3 separate regions of the Homo sapiens genome follow, and regions 1 and 3 are each linked to region 2. The links are chromatin loops, found by intact Hi-C in ENCODE. Cell type or tissue: heart left ventricle. All regions are shown on one strand. Links, peaks and the distances in the headings refer to the core of each region. The heading gives the core; the rest is flanking DNA. Region 1 overlaps MICAL3 (microtubule associated monooxygenase, calponin and LIM domain containing 3). Region 2 overlaps MICAL3 (microtubule associated monooxygenase, calponin and LIM domain containing 3). Region 3 overlaps MICAL3 (microtubule associated monooxygenase, calponin and LIM domain containing 3).

Region 1 (5,000 bases), core at 1-5,000, 59 kb before region 2:
GGTTTTGACACCCACCTGGGCCTGTTAGCTTCCCACAAAGGAAAACTGTTTATTGGCCCCGGTTGAACTCTTCATTTCGGCCAGCTGTCTCTCAAATTCTATGGGTCACAAGGGAAACCTGGCTAGAACATTTGGCCAGCTCAAGGCAAATGTGTCACTACTAACAAAGCAAAACATCATGAACAGTTGACCAATTTATGATGGTTCATTGGTATTTTCTCTGTGTTAAAGACTGCGTTTTTTACAGACATACTCTGTTGTCCTACCCACCTATCCCAGTGACATCTCCTTTGGCCATTCTCCACTCACCTGTCTACAGAATCAGAGTTCTAGGGTGACCCCAGGTCAGCTGCGGGGACCAGCACACCCAGGTTCCCCCATCGGCATTTGTTACCACGGAAGCCAAACCGAAGGATTCAGAAGCAGAGCATGTTGCATTATTTTGGTTTCCTGTCCTTTTCATCATTAGGTCCACTTAAGGGGCCAATTTCTGTTTGTTTTGTTTAATGATTGCTTAAGGAATCCTACAAGATATAGTTGCTATTTATATGATGGTTATAAACTGACAAGGCAAGAGCTGGTAAAAATAGCCTTGTGCAGTGTGGATTACAAATGGGGATTTCTGGTGTGCTTGGATGGAGGTAAGTGACCTCTGGTGCTCCTGTCACTTAGCTCACCCAGAAGTTGATAGCAAGTAAGTAAAAATAGGGCTTATTCACTCCTGCCAAAGAAAGGGGGTAGGGCAAGGAAGAGCAGCTTGGGAAAGATTGTGATCAGTGGCAGAGGATGGGCAGGTGAGTCAGCTCTGTTCCAAAGGGAACAGGCAGAAGTGGTTGAGGGAGCCTAGCAGGTGGGGGTGGAGGGGCGCCTGGAGAAGGTTAGGGGACCGTCTTCTAGGAAGGCAAAGCAGCACAGGGACAGCGCGGCACTGTTCAGCAGCAGTGAGGTCATAGTTTCAGAGGCTGAACCTATGGTGAGGAGGAGTTTGAGAAAATGGAAAATGCTGTGGGATCCTAGATTAACACAGAATTAAGGGCTGCTGGGTTAACCTGAAGTCATGTAAAGAAGAATGCGATCAGTCTTCTGAAAAGCAAGAGGCTTAAACCCAGTAGGAAATGGCCATTAATCTAAATAGGAAACTTAGCAATGGAAAAATTTTTTGAGGAGGATTTTGGAATTTCCCCTCCAGGAGAAGGCTAAGATTGATCAGAGCTGATTTAGTACCTTAACAGCTTGTCAGGTCTAAGGGCCATGGTGGGTGATAGTCCCAGGCCTGTAGGAGCAATCTGATCCAAATGGGAGATGTATCATGTTTTGACATTAGTTTAATGTGGATGGGCCATACACAAGGATCAAGATATATTAAAGATAGTTCCTATTATTTTTTATTTTTATTTTTAGAGACAGGTCCCGCCCTATTTCCCAGGATAGAGGGCAGTGGCACAGTCATAGCTCATTGCAACCTTGAACTTGCGGGCTCAAGTGATTCTCCTGCCTCAGCCTCCCAAGTAGCTAGGACTGTAGGCATATGCCGCCATGCCTAGCTAATTTTTAATTTGAATTAAATTTTTAATTTAAATTGAACTCCTGGGCTCAAGCAATTCTCCTGCCTCACCCTTCCAAAGTGTTGGGATCACAGGTGTGAACCACTGTGCCCAGCCAGTCCCTATTCTCGAGCTCACATTTTAGTAGTAAATTTGTGTTACTAGAAAAATGAGAGTCGTTTTTTGACTTTCTCCCTTTTTTTCTTTGGTGGGTAGACCTTTCATCACTTCCTGAGGTTGCTTTGCTTTTCCTCAGTAAAAAGAAAAAGAACAAGAGGTGAGATAAGACAGGTTTGCTCTCAAATGTCAGCGATGCACAGCACCCTGGATTTTAGCTGAAAACAGAGAAAGGACGATGACTCCAGGATACTGCGTTTCTGTTTAAGGACTGTCAACCTATCTTGATATGTTTTCCTTGTCCTGTTTCTCAGAGATTTTGATTCTTTGGATGAGCAAAATGTGGAGAAGAATAACCAACTGGCCTTTGACATTGCTGAGAAGGAATTGGGCATTTCTCCCATCATGACAGGCAAAGAAATGGCCTCCGTGGGGGAGCCTGATAAGCTGTCCATGGTGATGTACCTGACTCAGTTCTACGAGATGTTTAAGGACTCCCTCCCCTCTAGCGGTAAGGCCTGGAAGGAGCTGCTTTGCGGCCCCCTGCTGCTGTGCTGTGGCCCGGCTGTTCTTCCTTCCTTCCGACTGTCCCGCAGCAGTGCCACCAAACACAAAGTTACTCTGTGTTTTTACCAGTTAGCTGTCAGGGAAATCTCTGGAGCTTTGCTTCATTGTTTCTCCCTTCTCTAGTAGTGTGTTCTCAACCCCTCCTTTCTTTCTCACTGCATTTATAAAAATGCAGAAATCGTTCCTGTGCCGTCTTTTTCCGTGACCACCACCTTCTAGTGCTCGTGCTCTCAGAGCCAGCCTTTTTGAAGAAGTGGCTTGTGCTTGTGGCCTCTGCTTCTGCACGGCCCAAACTTTGTAACGGGTTATAATCCGGCTTCTCTTCATACCGCGCTACTGCAGCTGTTCCCCAGTGAGGAGGATTCCCACCTCCTACTCTTTTCTCAGTTCCCATCTCTCATGCACTTGCTTTTCTGCATTGTTGAGCACCGGAGAACGATGTCCCTTTTCGTGGAATTATCTTGTCTCCTCTGTGTCTGTGATCCTGAACCACTCTTGTTGCCCTTCTTTCTCCTGTCACTGTGCATTCTCTTGGCTTCTTTCTACTCCTACTTGTTAGCACTTCCCAAAAATCTTTGCTTGTCTCTCAGCTTGCTGTCTCAGGCTCTCATAGTGCTACAAAAAATATTCCTGTTGTCATTAATTGTCCCTTAGAGTAAGTGTAGGTTGAGGCTAGAGTGTTGGCTGTGGGGTCTGACCTGGATTTACAGTATCCCAGGCTTCCACTTGGCCTTAGGCAAGTTACTCAATTTTCCTGTGTCTCACTTTCCGTCAACCTATCTTGTAAAATGGGGTAACGGGTGTAAAATGGGGATAATATGTATAATTACATTGTGATGTGCCAAGAAGGATGTTTGGCCAGTGGAAGTACTTAATAAATGTTAGTGATTTACTATGAATTAATGACTATTTTAAAAATTGCTGTTGTTACTAATGAAACATTGAAATCCAAAAAGCTTGTGTTACCACCCTCCAGTGCTTTCCAGCCCATATATTCTTGTAAGGATCTGTGGCTTTTCCTGGTTAGCCATGACGTTCTTACAACAGAAAGCCACAGCTCTAACATCGACGTACCCATTCAGTGCCACCCCCATCTGTGTGCAGCTCAGAGTGTGGCATCTGCATACACTAAAACCAGGAACCCTGAGTTCATCGCCTCTCTGCTTTTCTCTCTCCCTCCCTCTCTCTCTGTCCTGAAATTTTTGTCACAAAAACGAGCCTTCAGCACTCTGCTGTAACTAACAATCACAGCCAGCTTCCAACTTTTGAAAAGCAAAAGTGCGGGTTTTGGTAACTGTAGTAGATTGGGAAGAAGAGTCATTTTTGTTTATGTGGATGAACAAAAGAAGGTTCAATGTCCATACCCAAGTATGCATTTCCTCCGTGGCGTTTCCTACTGAGACCACATGCTTGTCCTGGAGCTGGTGAACCTTTAGAGCCTTCTGAGGCTCTGCGAACCATCCACGAGGGAGAGTAGTTTTGGTCAGGATTTTGCGGCGCCCTCAAGGGCTGTGCTTGAACATCACTGGTTTCTATTCCCAGACACCTTGGACCTAAATGCCGAGGAGAAAGCAGTCCTGATAGCCAGCACCAGATCCCCTATCTCCTTCCTAAGCAAACTTGGCCAGACCATCTCTCGGAAGCGTTCTCCCAAGGTATGTGGAGGAGTCTCTTGATGGGCTGCAAAGCTAATGGCAAGGTATGTATGGCTAGAATAATGCAGTTTCCCTCCTCCCTTGGTACAGGATAAAAAGGAAAAGGACTTGGATGGTGCTGGGAAGAGGAGAAAGACCAGTCAATCAGAGGAGGTGAGATTCACTTGGGGAATTGCTAGAATGGTCATGTGGAATAGCCCCTTTTGGTTAAAATTCTTCATTTCCACATTGGTATTGCTAGGTCTTTTCATATTCATCCTTTATGAGAATTTCTGTTGGGCTTTTTCTTTTCTTTTTTTTATTTTCTTTTTTTTTTTTTTTTTTTTTTTTTTTTGAGACAAGAGTCTTTCTCCATTGCCCAGGCTGGAGTATAGTGGCACGATCTGGGCTCACTGCAACCTCCACTTCCTGGATTTGGGTTCAAGCAATTCTCCTGCCTCAGCCTCCCAAGTAGCTGGGATTGCAGGCATGTGCCACCACACCCAGCTAATTTTTGTAATTTTTTTTTTTTTTTTTTTGAGACAGAGTCTGGCTCTCTTACCCAGGCTGGAGTGCAGTAGTGCAATCTCGGCTCACTGCAACCTGCACCTCCAGGGTTCAAGCGATTCTCATGCCTCAGCCTCCCAAGTAGCTGGGATTACAGGTGTGCATCACCATGTCCTGCTAATTTTTGTATTTTTAGTAGAGACGGATTTTCACCATGCTGGCCAGGCTGGTCTCGAACTCCTGACCTCAAGTGATCCGCCCACCTTGGCCTCCCAAAGTGCTGGGATTATAGGCATGAGCCACCACACCCGGCCAAATTGTTCTAATTTTTTAGTAGAGATGGGGTTTTACCGTGTTGTCCAGGCTGGTCTCAAACTCCTGGCCTCAAGTGATCCACCCATCTTGGCCTCCCAAAGTCCTGGGATTACAGGTGTGAGCCACCATGCCTGGCCTCTCTGGTTTTTTCTGTGGATGTTTGCCTTTGTTTAATTTTCCAGAGCACACCAGGGATGCACACACGTGCACCAGGGCCTCCTTGTCTCTTTGGTTCATACATGTGTTCGAGGGCAGTGGCTTCCTGGAATGTGGCAGTACCAGCACAGGTCCCAGTACTCTTTATACGGCCCTACCT
Region 2 (5,000 bases), core at 1-5,000:
TGGGTTTATATCAGAATGAGTCCACTGCCCTGCTTGTGCCCTCGAGGCCGTCTATGAAACGTAAACCAGCGATCTCAGTGTTTGCTGCTTGAAGCACCCTGAGGGATGGGGCTGTGGCTTGAGTTTGAGCGGCTGCAGTCAGGAACTTCCATGGGCTCCGTGAGGAGCTGCTCTCCCAGTTCTGCACACTCCCCTCCACAGGCAGAGGCTGGGCCAGACCCACAGGCAGCCTTCGGTGGTCCCCTCCCTACCCCATCCACCTGAGGAGAAGTGCGTGAGGTCTGTGAGCAGGAGGCATTCTTCCCTTTGTCCCCTTAGTCGGGCTTGGGTAGGTGGCTTCTCATGCCCAGGTACCCTGTCCTGCTGATGCCGCTCTCTCCTCCCTCCTGTCTCTCTCCGCCTGCTCAGCAGCTGCTTTGCCTGACATGCATTGTTTCTGATGGTGGCCCTTCCCCTTCCCCTTCTCAGTTTTTCTTCATTCCCTCACTCTGGCTATGTGGTTATTTCCTCACAGTAGTTCCGAGTCTGAGATGGAGGAGGAGGGAGAGGAGGAGGAGGAGGAGCCTCGCCTGCCCCCATCTGACCTGGGTGGTGTTCCGTGGAAGGAGGCCGTGCGGATCCATGCCCTTCTGAAAGGGAAAAGTGAAGAGGAGCTAGAGGCCTCAAAGAGCTTTGGGCCTGGGAATGAAGAGGAGGAGGAGGAGGAGGAAGAATATGAAGAGGAGGAGGAGGAGGACTATGACGAGGAGGAGGAAGAGTCCAGTGAAGGTCAGAACAAAATCTCTGCTCCGAACTCTGCCCTGCCCCCCAAAGTGATCTGTTTCATGCGTGAGTGTAAGAGGTTTCTGGGGCTGACGTCACACGGACGTGCCTCCTGCACAGCCCAGGGACCACCCCTCCTGACATAAGACATGGGGGGCAGAGGGGAGGACACCGTAGCGTTGAGCAGGCGGTTGGCAGTGGAAGTAATGTCCCTTGTGCACATTGGTTTAGAAACTGGAAGTGGAAGGCAGAGAGCCAGTCCAAGTACTCATCCAAGTTAGGCCACTCCTACTTGTCTCCACCTCGTTTTCTCTTTTTGCCCTGTAGTTTCAGTTGAAAAAATTAATAAGGAAAGGGAATTTAGCTTTCTAGAGGATTCCCTGATCCTAGTCTAGGGTTTCGGAGGTGGCTATGAGCTTAGTGCCCACTGGATGGGGCTCAGTTGATGGCACGCAGGGCAGCGTTTTGGGGACAGTGTCCTGAAGGGATACTCAGGCCCAGGGGCCAGCCACTCTGGCTGGTTCTGAAATAGTCTCTTGCCTTGGACTTGAGATTTTTCAATTCTGCCCCATCTCTGGGTGTGTGTGGCCTCAAGTGATGAGGAGGGACTTGCTGGGCCTGTGCAGGAGAGAAGGCCATTCTTTCTCTGCTCCAGCAGCGCAGAAGTCTGGGGGGTGGTGAAGACGGAGCCAGGGCAGGTGGAGATCTGAGTCCCCAAAAGATAGATGTGGAGTGAGCAGGAAGGACATGACCTTTAATTTCTGAGCACCAGTGACTCCCTGCAGCGGTCAGAGGATCGGTTGAGTTCTCAGTGACCCCAGGCCCTGCAGAGCTGGCACTGTGCTCATCTCTGCTTCTCCTGGCACCTGTGTGCTTGCTGCCCAGTCCCATCCGGGGGTCTGTTTTCTCTGGCACACAGGGCTGAGCCCTTGCCTGACAGGGCTCATGTTCCTGATCCAGTCCCCTGGGAGCTGTGCAGCTCCAGGATGTTGGCCCCAGTGAGGTGGGTTAGCAGAAGGAACCGCACCGTTGGGCGTCCGCGAGAACAGCTGGCGTCAGGGACTTCCTCGGGCTCCCTAAGGACCTGCTCTCCCAGTTCTCTACTCTTCCCTCTGAGGCAGAGGCTGGGCAGGACCCACAGGCAGCCCTTAGTGACCCGCACTCCACACCCTGTCTGCCTTAGGAGAAATGGGGTCTGTGAATCTGGGCTCTCCCTCCATGCTGCCGTGTCTGCGGAGCCAGGTGCCGGCGTGGCCTCTGCTAGCCAGCAGAGTGAGCATGCACAGCTGGTCCAGGGCACGGTGTTTTGTTTGCACTGTTCCAGACATCGTCATCTCCATCTGATGATGATCACTCGGCAGCTTTGAGCCCTGGCACAGCTTCGGGTCGAAGCACGTTCCCTTTTCAGGAGAGTTGAGCCGAGCTTTCCTTCACGCAGACTTAATTTCCTGGACTTAGTGCTAACGTCAAGACCAAACCTGTAGGAAAAGAGCTTTAACTACACAAACACATACTGACAGATTCAGCCAAACTCCGAGAGTCCCAGACCGGAGCCTGTGTCCCTAGCGCAGGTGTGTCTGTCGGGCAGCCGACGGTGCCTGTGCAGGCAGTGGCTGGACACCACTACTCCCTTCTCTTCCCTCCCTGCTTGATCGCGCTGTGGGATTCCTGATGCTGTGTGGGTCTCTGGCTCCCCCTGCTGTAGAAGGGGAGTACTGCCCCTGGGACACAGAACTGCAAGGCCAGTGGCGCCAGGTACCTCCCACAGGAAGAAGATTTGAGGACATTTAAAGGTACCCACTTTACCCCGTGCCCACCTTCTACCCCAGCTCCCTGGCAGCCATCCAAAATTTGCCTCCAAGAGCATGTCTCACAGACAAAGGTCTGTGTTTTATGGAACTGTGCTGACGGGCTCTGCACACATCTCACTGGGCTACTCTCCCTGGTCCCAGCCTGCCCAGACAGTCAGGCGCAAAGTAACATGTGAGTCAGAAGAGGTTCTGGAGGAAGTTGGAGAAGGCTCCAGAAGTGGCCTCATGGAATGCGGCCCCATCTATGCCGCATATGTTTTACTGCAAGCTCATCTCCAGCCAAGACTTGGCTCCTTCTCTGATGCAGGAAACCTATCGCCAGTGCAGGTGCCTTTAATGTTTCTCTGAGAAAGGAGGAAATGCTGGCTTGTGCTGTCGATAAGTCCCCAAGGCTGCATGTATTAGCAGGAAGCACAGCAGGACTCTGAGAGAAGAATGTGTCTCTTCTCTTTGTTGCTGAGAAGGTAGAGAAAGGCCCTGCACTCTTTGACTTACCTTCCTCAGTCCTGTGCATCCAGGCTGTTAGGTGACTCTGCTGTGACTTAGTCCCACCCAGCACCATAAAGAAAGGCAAATTGACGGCCGGGTGCAGTGGCTCATGCCTGTAATCCCAGCACTTTGGGAGGCCGAGGCGTGTGGATCACCTGAGATCGGGAGTTTGAGACCAGTCTGACCAACATGGAGAAACCCTGTCTCTACTAAAAAATATAAAAAATTAGTCGGGCATGGTGGCACATGCCTGTAATCCCAGCTACTTGGGAGGCTGAGGCAGGAGAATTGCTTGAACCTGGGAGGCGGAGGTTGCGGTGAGCTGAGATCGTGCCATTGCACTCTAGCCTGGGCAACAAGAGCGACACTTCGTCTCAAAAAAAAAAAAAAAAAAGGCAAATTCACCTCAGAAAAAGTCCACAAATCTATAGAGACCAGCAACATCTATAGAGACCAGCAACTCCAACAAGGGGCTAATACTCCACATACGGCTTGCAGGGCCAGCAACAAATCTATAGAGACTAGCAGCTCCAACAATGGGCTGATACCCCACATACGGCAGAGCACAGGGCCAGCATCACACTGGGTGGTCTTGCTGGTCCTTTCTGCCCATTTCACATTCCCTGTTGCTTGAAGAGGCTGTCATAGTGACTGAAGCCAAGGCCAGATTGTCTGGTTAGACTCAGAGGAGGCATGTCACCCATTCCCAGATGGAAGCTGGCTCCTGGCAGGAACACGAATCCTTCAGATCAGGTGGCACCTGCTGAACAGCCACCTTCCCTTCCCAGTTGCTAGCTGTCCCTTTATCTTAACCCAACTGTGTGGCACGGTCCAAGCACTAAGTACAGGGATCCCACAGGGCAGGGATCCAGAGGGGCCACTGGTGAGTTTCCATGTAGCTGAGAAACCAGGCCTTGTTTCCAGAGGTGATAAGCAGGGCACCACATGGAGTTCTCAGGTGAGGGCTTTGACCTCAGAGAGCTGTTGGTCTCATTCTCGCCTGTGAAATTCCAAGGGTTTGGAAACGTACATGAAAGAGCTCTGCTTCCCTCCCAGCCATCACCTCCCCTGACTCTACCCTCCACTGGGATCCGTGTCCTTGCCTCAGACCCAGCATGCAGCATGAGGCCCACTAAGGGACGGGGACTTTTTCTCTCCAGCAGCAGCTCCAGCTGCAGAAGATGCAAACCGAAGTGCCAGCAAAGTCTATCTCTGTCCTGTGTGAGCTGGCCGGCTGGCGGCAGAATGACACAATCTCTTCCCACCTCTCTCGTCACCTGGCCATCAGCTGGGCGAGTGGTGGTGGGCACCTTGCTGTGTGACCAGCAGAGGGGCAGGATAGTGCATCCTGGGGTCTCACACTGTGCTAGGGACAAAGCAGGTCCTTGTGACCCCTTGGGGCTGGGCCTGCAGAAGCAGGCTGGAATCTGCTCTTTTTCCATCTTGGTGCATGGGCCCCCTGAATGCAGCTCAGGATGAAAGGAGCCTCAGAAAGGAATGTGTGATTCTCTTCACTGAATTGAATGGTACATATACGGCTGGAAATGACCAGGTCACACTGAATGAGCAGAAGGACTGTGCGTGTGTGTCTGTGTGTCCATGCGTCTGTGTGTGTGTGTGTGTGTATACATGTGCATACATGTTCTTAATTTTTACTTCTTTCTGATTCATACTGACCCTGGCCAATGCTGTAACTTCTCTTTCTGTTTCCTTTCCCATGCTATTTCATCCCCTCCTTCCCCACCTCATTTCTCCACCCCTTGACCCTGGGACACTAGCCGGGAACCAGAGGCTCCAGCAGGTCATGCACGCGGCGGATCCTCTGGAGATCCAGGCTGACGTGCACTGGACTCATATCCGTGAGAGAGAGGAGGAAGAGAGGATGGCGCCGGCCTCTGAGTCCTCTGCTTCCGGAGGTAAACACTCCCAGCCCCAGGC
Region 3 (10,221 bases), core at 5,222-10,221, 77 kb before region 2:
TCCTACAATGGATGGAGTAGTATTAGGTGATTGGAAAATGTTTTGTCATTGACTCCTCATAGGCGTTGCTGATGGCTGGGGTGCAAGAGCCTGCCGCAGAATGCCAACTGATACATACTGTGTTAGCACTGTTTTAGTTGCTTAGCCTTTTGGCAGCCAGTAAGAAGAATTACTGTGAAACCAGACTGCTCTCACTGCCATTTGGAAAGGGCTCCATTTCAAAGGAGCAGATGCAGTGATAAATCATGAGGAGAAAAAGAATCCTGTATTGTGTGTCCTTGCTAAATTTACTTGAAACTGCATATCCATTGCTAGCTGGGCAGCTATCTTCCTGGCAGGCAAGTTCCTGCTCTCGGGTGGTTAGGGACTGGAGGCATGCATTCTCATGAGCTTTCATTTCTCAAGCTGTATTCTCAGGTGGTTTTTCATGATGGCTAAGGACTTAGGCTCTCAATTGGACAAGTCTGGACCCAAAACATGCCTTTCCCCATCTGCAAAATGGAGGTCATACATCCTGCCTCGCGGGATGGTGGTGAAGATGCCATAGGCGTGGATGTGGCACCGAGTAGTAACGACTCAGTATCTTCTATCTGTCTTGTTTAACACTACAGTTTAGCAGGACTTACACAGATCTTACTCCTTTAGCACCCCCCTCCACCCAATGCCATTCTCACGCTTTCTAGAACAGATGGAGTGGAGAGGGGAAGAGTGATAATGGAGCAGAGAAAGTTCCAAACCATTTTTCTTTCCTTCAAAAAACAAAACCATCTGAACCCTGTTGTTCCGTTTTTATTTAGACTGAGTATGCGCTTTCATTGCTGGAGTTTATTGATAAACTGCTGGATGATAACAGCGCTACTGTGGGTTGGTCCTTGCTCTGTTCCTGGCACTGATAAACATTTTACATTCGTTACCTTACTTCCTACAAAACCCTGTGATTTTCATTTTACAGATGAGGAGACTGTAGGATGGTGAGCCTCAGGCATTCTTCTTGATTGCTTGTTTTGGGGGTTACTTTGAACGTGAGTTGACGTCATCATCAGTGATTGTGTTTATTGGGTGCCTCGCTATGATTCAGACATTTTAATGTGTTTGGGGTGACAGAACTGCAAGGCAGAGGTCAGGTCACTTCTGACTTACTTCATTTCTCAGCTGCGTGGATGTTCTTAACTTGGTTTTCATGAAGAAATAGGTTGTTAGCAAAGAATAGAAATGAAAATTAGAAAAGATACAACATAAGTGTTAGGACTGTACTACAGTCCTGCAGGATTAGGGACTTGGAAGAGAACCCAGAGGCTATCTGGGTCTGGCTCTTCTCAGATGCCTCTAGAGAGGGGTCATCCACACCCAGCCAAGCAGAGTGCTGGTCATGAGAAAAATGCCACACTCTTGCAGTGTTCCTGTTAGACTGTCACTGCCCGCCCAGGCTGACTGTTGCATTCCTGGATACCACGTTTTGGTAGCACATTGGAAGTCTTTCTCTAACATGTGTCCAGGTCTCCTTCACCTTCCGCAGCCACGCAGGCCAGGCTAGTGCTTTCCCCAGGACCGGTCCTTCAAGTACAGAGCTGCTGGGCTCCATCCTACCCTCGTCACCTCCACAGAAACACGACTTATTTCTACTCCAGGTCGGGTTATAGCGCAGAGACCCAGTCCCTGCCCTAAGGAAGTTCACAATGGAGGAGAGAGACATTTAAATAATGTCCTTGCAGAGTGGCAGGAGCAGATGAGGAGTGCAGCCGGGTGACAGGCAGGAGAGGGGAAGGGCACAGTGGTGGGGGGAGGAGCTGGCTTCATGTTTCCTCTCCATCCTGCTGAGTGTCAGCTTGATGATAAATAGGATGGAGAGTCAGGATAGATCCCAGGATGCAATACATGTGGATTCAATACCTTCTCATGATAGAAATACTCACCAGACTAGGAATAGAAGAAAATTACCTTCACCTAGTAAAAGCCATATGCGAAAAACCATGGTACGTGTTATGTTCAACAGTGAGAGACAGAAAGCTTTTCCTCGTATGATCAGGAACAAGACAAAGATGCCCACTTTTGCCTCTTCTATCCAACATAATCCTGAAGTTCTATCCAGAGCAGTTAGGCCAGAAAAAGAAATTAAAAGGCATCCAAATTGGAAAGGAAGACAGTTATCTCCATTTGTAGATGATATGATCTTATGTGTAGAAAATCCTACAGATTCCACCAGAAAAACCTGTTCAAGGCTAGTACATAAATCCAACAAAGTAGCAGGATACAAAGTTAATACACAAAAATCAGTTACATTTTTATATACTAATAGTGAACAGTCTGAAAAGGAAATGATGAAAATAATTGTCTACAGTAGCATCAAAAATAATAAAACACTTAGGAATTAGCCAAGGAGGTGAAAGCCTTGTACAGTGAAAACTAAAAAACATCACTGGAATAAATTAAAAGATAAATGAGAACAAATTCACGCTTATGGGTTGGAAGACTTACTATTGTTAAGATGTCACAATTACCCAAACAATACACATTCAGTGTAATCCCTATCAAAATCCCAATGATTTTTTTTTTTTTTTTACAGAAATAGAAAAACCCATCCTAAAATTTACATGGAATCTCAAGGGACCCTGAATAGCCAAAACAGCCCTTCTAAAGGAGACCAAAGCTGGAGGACTCATGCCTCCTGATTTCAAAACTTACTATAAAGCTATACTAATCAAAACAGTGTGGTACTGACATAAAGGCAGACATATAAACCAATGGAATACAATAGAGGGCCCAGAAACATACCCTAACATATATGGTCAAACTATGTTTTGTTAAGAGATGGGGTCTTGCTATGTTGCCCAGGCTGGAGTCTAGCTCCTGGGAGGATCAAATAATCCTCCTGCTTCAGCCTCATGCACCTCACTTACGGTCAAATTATTTTTGACAAGGATACCAGGACTACTCAGTACGGAAAGGACAGGCTTTTCAAATAATGATGCTAAGTTGCCTATGTTGAAGGAAGACAGATCAGGAGCCCGAGGCATGTTGGCGATTTGGGTCCTGGTTTCTGAGGGAAAATATGATCAAGTGTTCCTCTCCACCTACTTTTTTCTTTTTTTGGTTTTTGAGACAGGATCTTGCTCTGTTTCCCAGGCTGGAGTGCAGTGGCATGATCATGGCTCACTGCAGCTTCGACCTCCTGGGCTCAAGCAATCCTCCCACCTCAGCCTCGCATGTAGATGGGACCACAGGCGAATGCCACCACACCCAGCTAATTTTTTTGTTTTTGAAGAGACAGGATCTCACCGTCTTGCCCAGGCTGGTCTTGAACTCCTGGGCTCAAGTGATCTTCCTACCTTGGCCTCCTAAAGTGCTGGGATTACAGGCATGAGCCACCTCACCTGGCCTTCCACCCGCTTTCAAGATCTGTTTAGATGAGACATACCTCTGACTGAATGGGCTAGGGGAAGGCGCAGTTCACAGATTGCTGTGTAAGATTCAGAAATTTGCACGTTCGCTGGTGTGTTCATGGTGCATTGGCTAGGGAGAAAACTAAGCTTCACTCTGATGCCATACTCTTGAAGTGTCATTCTTTTTTGTTGTTTTGTTTCTTTTTTTTTTTCTATTTTTAAACATGATTCTCCTTTCTACTCCCCCACAAACATCCAGCTACCTCTTCTAAGAGCTAGAGATTGAGTGTTCTCATAGCCAGCCAGAAGTCAGTGACAACCTTCAACTATTGTTATAAATAGAAACATAACCATGTCCTGCGTGTGCTTCAGAGGCCGTCTCTGCAGTGCCATCCTCCACAGCCAAGGCCCATGCGGGGCTTCTGAGTCAGCAGTCAGCTGCTGCGGACAAAACATGCAGGCTGGAGTCAGCTGGCAGAGACTCACAGATGCCTGGAAACCTGGCATCACCTCCTCTTCCTCCCCCAGCCCCCAACCCGGCTCCTCACTTCCTCTACCCCTTCCTTGCACACCTTGGCTTTTCAGTTTCTGGGATTTCTGGCACCTTCCTGCCAGGTTTCCTGGTCTCCAGGTTCCTGTGATTATGAACTGTACACAGGGTGGTGCAGGACAGGCCAGGAGGAGCATGATCTGGCTTTGACCTTAAGGAATGAGGGAAATGGGGGCGGTAACAGAAATAGCCCTGCTCTGCTGTGCTTCCCGGCTGTTGTCAGAGCCAAGGAGAATGCCGGGTAAGCCCCTTGCAGAGTGAGACAGGCCCAGCCCAGCAGAGCCACAGAGCAATGCTGTCACACTCTGGAGGAGTCTTTGCGCTGCAGTCATCATTCAGCTGCAAAGCAGGAAAAGTGAGGCAGCCCAAGGGAATTCATCTTGTGTCGTCTTACCTTGGGTGCCGGTCGCATTGTTCCAGGAGCCATCCTGCCTCTGTTCATCCATTGTCACCAGTGCCCTGCAGGTCGAAATCTCTTCGGCCGGGGAATTAAAACTTGCCTGCTGGTTGGCTCTGCAGCTCTCTGGGAGCTGTGGCTGACATCTGTTAATTTAAAAGTGTTTTCACTAGCAGAAGGATTGGGGACAGTTATTAGTGAAGCCGTTCCTCTGTAGTGGGGTTTGATTTGGAAATTCTTTGTGGCGGTTAGCAGCTCTTTGGAAGTGAATTATTTCAAACCGAGTGGGTGACAACCAGCCATGGGGTTGTTAGCTCACACGTAAGAACTCTTCTTGGGAAATAAGTGCCCAAGACCCTCTTTCAGGGTAGGTGTAAGCCAAGGCAGGCGCTATGACGGGAAGGATTTTGGAGTTATGGGTTGCAGGACCTTTAATGTATTGGCTTCAGCAAGAATGTCATGGTTCTGAGTGCTCTGAATCCTGGCAAGGAGTTGAAAGTGGCTACTGTTTAGAAACAAAGAAAAGTCATTTTCTTCTTTGACATGAGGTAGCGGTGGATCAGACCCAGTGTATGCAAAGCTTACCAAACACTGTGACTCTGGTGGAGTTCAGGTTGACTGTGAATGCAGGCAGGGCACACAGGGTCAGGATTGTGCCATGCTGTGTGCTTGTCAAAGAGCAAGTGAAGCCTCAGAAGTCCCACAAAGAGGTCAGGAGGCAAAGAGGGTCCCTGATGTAGAAAATGGTGTGGGACCTTTGTTTCTAGTCATGGGTTGTCAGCTGTCACCATTTCTCCTGCCTTCACATAAGCACATCTGCTCTTTCCTGCCCTACAAGCCATCTTTTGACTTTCTAACATTTCTAAGATAAGCCTTGGCTTGTAAGATAAATAATGGGCCCTTTTTAGGAACTGTAAAGTATTTCTCTTGCTGCTACCTAGAATAAAACCTTTCTTTTTTGGGGAAACTGAATGTTAATTCCAGTTAACTCCATTTCTTGCTGGCCTCTTGGCCATGTGGCTATTGAGAGAAGCTATGTGTGTTAACAGTGTATTGTTTTTGTTTTGTTTTGTTTTGAGACAGGGTCTCACTCTGTCGCTGAGGCTGGAGTGCAGTGGCACAATCTCAGTTCACTGCAAGCTCCGCCTCCCGAATTCAAGCAATTGTCATGCCTCAGCCTCCTGAATAGCTGGGATTACAGGCGTGTGCCACCACACCTGGCTAATTTTTGTATTTTTTGGTAGAGATAGGGTTTCATCATGTTGGCCAGGCTGGTCTTGAACTCCTGACCTCAAGTGATTCACCCACCTCGGCCTCCCAAAGTGCTGGGATTACAGGCATGAGCCACCACACTGGGCCAGCAGTATAGTTTTTAATATCTAGAGCCAGGAGGGTTTGTTGAGTACGTGATATATTTGAGGCGAAAAGCCCAGCCAGTGTGTTCCATCTGCAATGTATCCTCCACATTATGTGACGAGTGTTGTGTCTGTTGACATAGAAAATATAAGGTGGAGAGGGCAGTTCCTTGTATTTAGTTACAACTTTCTCTCATGAAACTTAAGATGCATCTCATTTGGTTTGGTTTAATCCTGTGATACCATGGTGAGGTGCGGAGAGAAGTGGCATGTCATTTCTACTTCACACTGCTGCTCAGTGTGCTTACCCAAAGTAAGAGCTTCAGGGCCTCTTCTGTATCATTCTGGAACATGGTGCCTGTCTTCCAAGAGTTGGTTTCAGCAGCACCTGCAGCTGAATAGTGGGCAGTCTCTTGCTTCTACATGCCTGCTGAACGTAGTGCATCAACCACTCCCTTCCTCTGTCTGCACCCAACCCCAAGGGTACATCTTTAAAGCAAAGTCCAGTCCAGTTGTGTTGGTCACTCTCGTGGTGAATTGGTGATGTGCCTGTGCTGGGCCATTGTGATGAGAGCACCAGGAGCAAGTGCTGTGGGCATGTGGATTTCTCAGCAGTAGCCTTGGAGAACTTCAGAAGTGAAAGTCTTGGCCAGGCTCACACCTGTAATCCCAGCACTTTGGGAGGCCGAGGCGGGCAGATCACGAGGTCAGGAGATTGAGACCATCCTGGCTAACACGATGAAACCCCGTCTCTACTAAAAATACAAAAAATTAGCCGGGCGTGGTGGCGGGTGCCTGTAGTCCCAGCTACTTGGGAGGCTGAGGCAGGAGAACGGAGTGAACCCAGGAGGTGGAGCTTGCAGTGAGCAGAGATCGCACCACTGTATTCCAGCCTGGGCAACAAAGCGAGACTCCATCTCAAAAAAAAGAAAAAAAGAAAGTCTTAGGGGCGCTGTCTAACCTCCTTGTCTTACACACAAGGAAACTGAGGGTTCGTGCAACAGTGCTTACCCAGAGTTGTGCAGCGGGGTCGTGCAGCTGGGGTCTGGCTGTGTGGGCTCAGCCCTGTGGTCACACTCGTCTTGTCACCCTGACCCACTCTCTACTCACTAGTTTTGTCCTTTGTCCTTTTGCCTCCCACCTTCCAATACAGTTCCAGTGGTGAGGTTTCATCAGATGTGACGCAAAAACGATTCTGCAGACTCACAGGAGCCGGTGGGTGCAGGAGTACACGCGGTGCCATCTCCCACCTCCCAGCCTCTGTCCAGCAGACTCACTGGACGTAGGTGTGCGGACATTTCCATAGGTGGAAGGCATAGATATCGTCATTTACTGCTGTTCAATTCGATTCAGGGTGAAAATGGAATGACTGTGAAGTCTCCCAACCCTGTACCTTACGCAATAGCAGGACTTCTTCAGTTCTTTTAATCCCTGCCAACTTTGACACTCTCGAACTTTCTGCTCCTTAGACTTCTGTGATGCTGCTGGTTGGTTCTCTTCAGACCTCTCCCTACTGTTCCTCATCTTTTAAGAGGGCTCATCTTTCTCTCCCAGCCTCTTGAAGGTGGGGCCTCCTGGATCTCTTCCAGAGTCTGCGGCTCTTCTGCCCTGTGCACTCTCCTTTCGTGATCTTCCTGCTTTTGTATGCTTAGCTACTGCCCGTGTGCCAGCGACTCCCAAATCTGGATCTGCGTCCCCAGCCACTCCCTGAACTTCACATTTGTACCGACTTCCCGGTAAGCACCTCCACTTGGAGCTCACGTGTGCAGGTGAGGAAGGGGCTCACTGCTCCACTGGCACCAAGGAGTGCTTCTGTTTTTAATCCATTGGCCTGATGTCTCCGTTTAATCCGGGGCCTAAGCTGGAAACCTGGGAGTTATCCTTGCCTCTTTGATCTGTACGAGTCACTCAGGCCTGTCTTTGTCACTTTCCCATGTCCTACACCTCTTCCCTGCCTGGCTAACATTTATGCTGAGAGACTCAGCTGTCACCTCTCAGAGGCTCGCCTTCAGTGGGGACCCCCCCCCTTCACCACCAATAGTGACTTAGATCCTCTTTCTCTGTTTCCGAGATGGCCTTGTGTCTCCCTCTCTAGTGGCACTTGGTACAGTCCATTGAGACATTCTGTGTCTGTGTCTGCCTCGTCTCCTAGACTGTCAGATCCTTGAGAGCAAGAACCATCCTGCTCACCTTTCCAGCCCCAGTGTTTCGTAGTGCCTGGAGTATTGCAGGTGTGCAGTCCACACTTATGGATGGATGACTGCGACACTTTAGAACTCTGCTTTGAAGAGGAATATGTCTCCTGGAGAATGTTTGTAGACAGAGAAATGCTAACCACGTTTTTCTTTCTTTTTGTCAGATTAACGTGACAGTGTCAGGTGGACCCACAGCCATCCCACCTCCCCCTCTGGGGAGTGCTGAGAGTGAGGCAGCATGGAGGAGAGGAAGCATGAGACCATGAACCCAGCTCATGTCCTCTTTGACCGGTTTGTCCAGGCCACCACCTGCAAGGGAACCCTCAAGGCTTTCCAGGAGCTCTGTGACCACCTGGAACTAAAGCCAAAGGACTACCGCTCCTTCTATCACAAGCTCAAGTCCAAGCTTAACTACTGGAAAGCCAAAGCCCTCTGGGCAAAATTGGACAAACGGGGCAGTCACAAAGACTACAAAAAGGGAAAAGCGTGCACTAACACCAAGGTAAGCTTTGCTCCTGTTGGGCCCTGGGGTCACTGACGAGATGCCTTCTCCCTCAACAACGTCTTGCATCTCTGGCCATTCACCATATATGATCTACAAGGTCTGGGTGCCAAGAAGTTCTATGGCAAGTTCTGTGCCAGAGCCATCGACCATATCCAGGTGCCAAAGAGGAGGATTGAGTTAGAGGTAGGCTGAGTGAGAACCAGGCAAAGTCTAGCCACAACCTAGCATAAGAAATCAGGCTTCAACCCTGTTGAAATTTTGTGGATGTCTAACCTCTTTTTGTTTGACTTGCATGACCCAGACCCTGTTTTAAGCATGTTTCATGTATTTACATATTGAGCGTTCAAAGTTTCAAGTATTTAAGAACAACCAAAGTCAAGTGGCATGGGAACCTTTTATTTTGCTGAAGCTCTCTTTTGAACCTCACGTGGTTCGGAGGATGCAGGTCACTTAGCAGGGACATAGCCAAGCCCTGCTGGTATCCTGTCTGAACACGGCTTTGGGGTTCTTGGCATGTCCTCTTTCCAAAGTTCCATACTCAGTAGCTGGTAAGGTATACTGTTTGCGAACTTGGCATTTGCCACAAGCTTCCAACCTCTTCCCATCCATGTTCCAAAAGTCTGTTTTGATTCATAAGCAAGGACTTTGTGAACCAAAGTATTTCTGTTGCTTTCTTCACCATGTGGAGAAATGGGGTTTCCACGAAGCAGGTAGGCCCAAGCAAAGACCTGAGTTATGCACTTGCCTTTGTCGGGGTAGGTGCGAGGAAGCGGATATGGAGAGGTACATTTCCTGCTTCCCTCCTTAGAAGAACACCTAGTGTGAGAAGTTTGGAACAAGCTAGCAGGGACACAAATTTGCAGATGACTTCATGGCTACGTTATGTTCTTTCACGAGCTTTAATTTGTGCAATAGGGGATACCTAGAGCCCCACCCCCAGTGGATTTGCATTTGGGTAGATATTCATCAGCAAAATTCAAGAACTGTAAAGGCATGACTTTCATGAGTGAGTACTGGACTCCACTAAGAACAAAACAAAAACAAAGCCAAAAGCATTGCACGTTTTCCTTCCGCACACACAGAGCAAACTACTTAAGATATGTGTCCAGTCTCCTGCTCAGTACTTCTCTGGAGTGTGGATTTTCGAGATCATGTTCCTGGACGTTCAGTCTAGAAATGGGGATTTTGGAACTCTTATTAGCACACAAAACTTTGGCTCTTGAAAATTGCTTCCCGGGAATCATGTGTGTGGTAGACTCATTCCAGGAGGCTTGAGATTGCCTGGAGTGTGTATGTAGTACTCTGTATCTCTTTGGACAGAAATCTGCCTGACCTAGAAACCTTCGAAATGGTCCTCTCCTGTTGATGTAAGATTGTATTTGATTGTCATATCGTTTGTTGAGATGATGGCCACTTAAATATGCTGCAGATCAAGGGCCTTCCAGGCTGTCCAAGGTGAACAGGTGCCGAGCTTGTGTCTAGCACTGATGGTTCTGTCTTCTCCATTCATGGTGGTGATCACTAGCTCTTCTCTTAAGCCATGGCAGGTGCTCTGCTGTGACCCACGTAGGTGTGAAGGTTTCTTGGCAGTGGGGAGAATAGCCCTATTTCGGGGCTTTAGGGAGTGATGATCTTACAATCATGAGACTTCTTGAGAATTGTTTGTTGGAAGTGCCGCCTGCCCTGAAAGCAGCTGTGTTTTTCAGTGTCTCATCATTGGGGCTGGCCCCTGTGGTCTCCGTACAGCCATCGACTTATCCTTACTGGGGGCCAAGGTGGTTGTTATTGAGAAACGAGATGCCTTCTCCCGCAACAACGTCTTGCATCTCTGGCCATTCA

What was found. Peaks named below come from ENCODE experiments on the same cell type or tissue, not always from the same donor. Only the 100,000 strongest peaks of a DNase experiment are listed, where the experiment ranks them.
Region 1: it touches region 2 in a loop (2.7-fold over the local background); 64 of 110 quality-filtered maps call a loop at or near these places.
Region 3: it touches region 2 in a loop (8-fold over the local background); 57 of 110 quality-filtered maps call a loop at or near these places.

The regions. Positions count from the first base shown.
Region 1 is chr22:17,886,206-17,891,205 of GRCh38, reverse strand. It overlaps MICAL3 (microtubule associated monooxygenase, calponin and LIM domain containing 3), which reads left to right. Exons shown (of 32, transcript NM_015241.3): 13 at 1,976-2,172; 14 at 3,771-3,883; 15 at 3,974-4,036. Among named protein-coding and RNA genes, the nearest start is that of MIR648, 92 kb to the left of the region's middle. In heart left ventricle, for the core only: a CTCF peak has its summit at 2,169; no DNase peak of the experiment used is centred there; H3K27ac peaks cover 2,577 bases.
Region 2 is chr22:17,827,622-17,832,621 of GRCh38, reverse strand. MICAL3 (microtubule associated monooxygenase, calponin and LIM domain containing 3) reads left to right here. Exons shown (of 32, transcript NM_015241.3): 21 at 515-768; 22 at 4,841-4,978. Among named protein-coding and RNA genes, the nearest start is that of LINC00528, 53 kb to the right of the region's middle. In heart left ventricle, for the core only: CTCF peaks have their summits at 2,258 and 2,467 (motif pointing left); a DNase peak (open chromatin) is centred at 2,451; H3K27ac peaks cover 1,426 bases.
Region 3 is chr22:17,904,707-17,914,927 of GRCh38, reverse strand. MICAL3 (microtubule associated monooxygenase, calponin and LIM domain containing 3) reads left to right here. Exons shown (of 32, transcript NM_015241.3): 2 at 8,042-8,379; 3 at 10,089-10,221. The coding sequence starts at 8,116. Among named protein-coding and RNA genes, the nearest start is that of MIR648, 71 kb to the left of the region's middle. RefSeq lists enhancers at 3,585-3,854, 3,865-3,914 and a silencer at 4,111-4,405. In heart left ventricle, for the core only: no CTCF peak of the experiment used is centred there; no DNase peak of the experiment used is centred there; H3K27ac peaks cover 3,070 bases.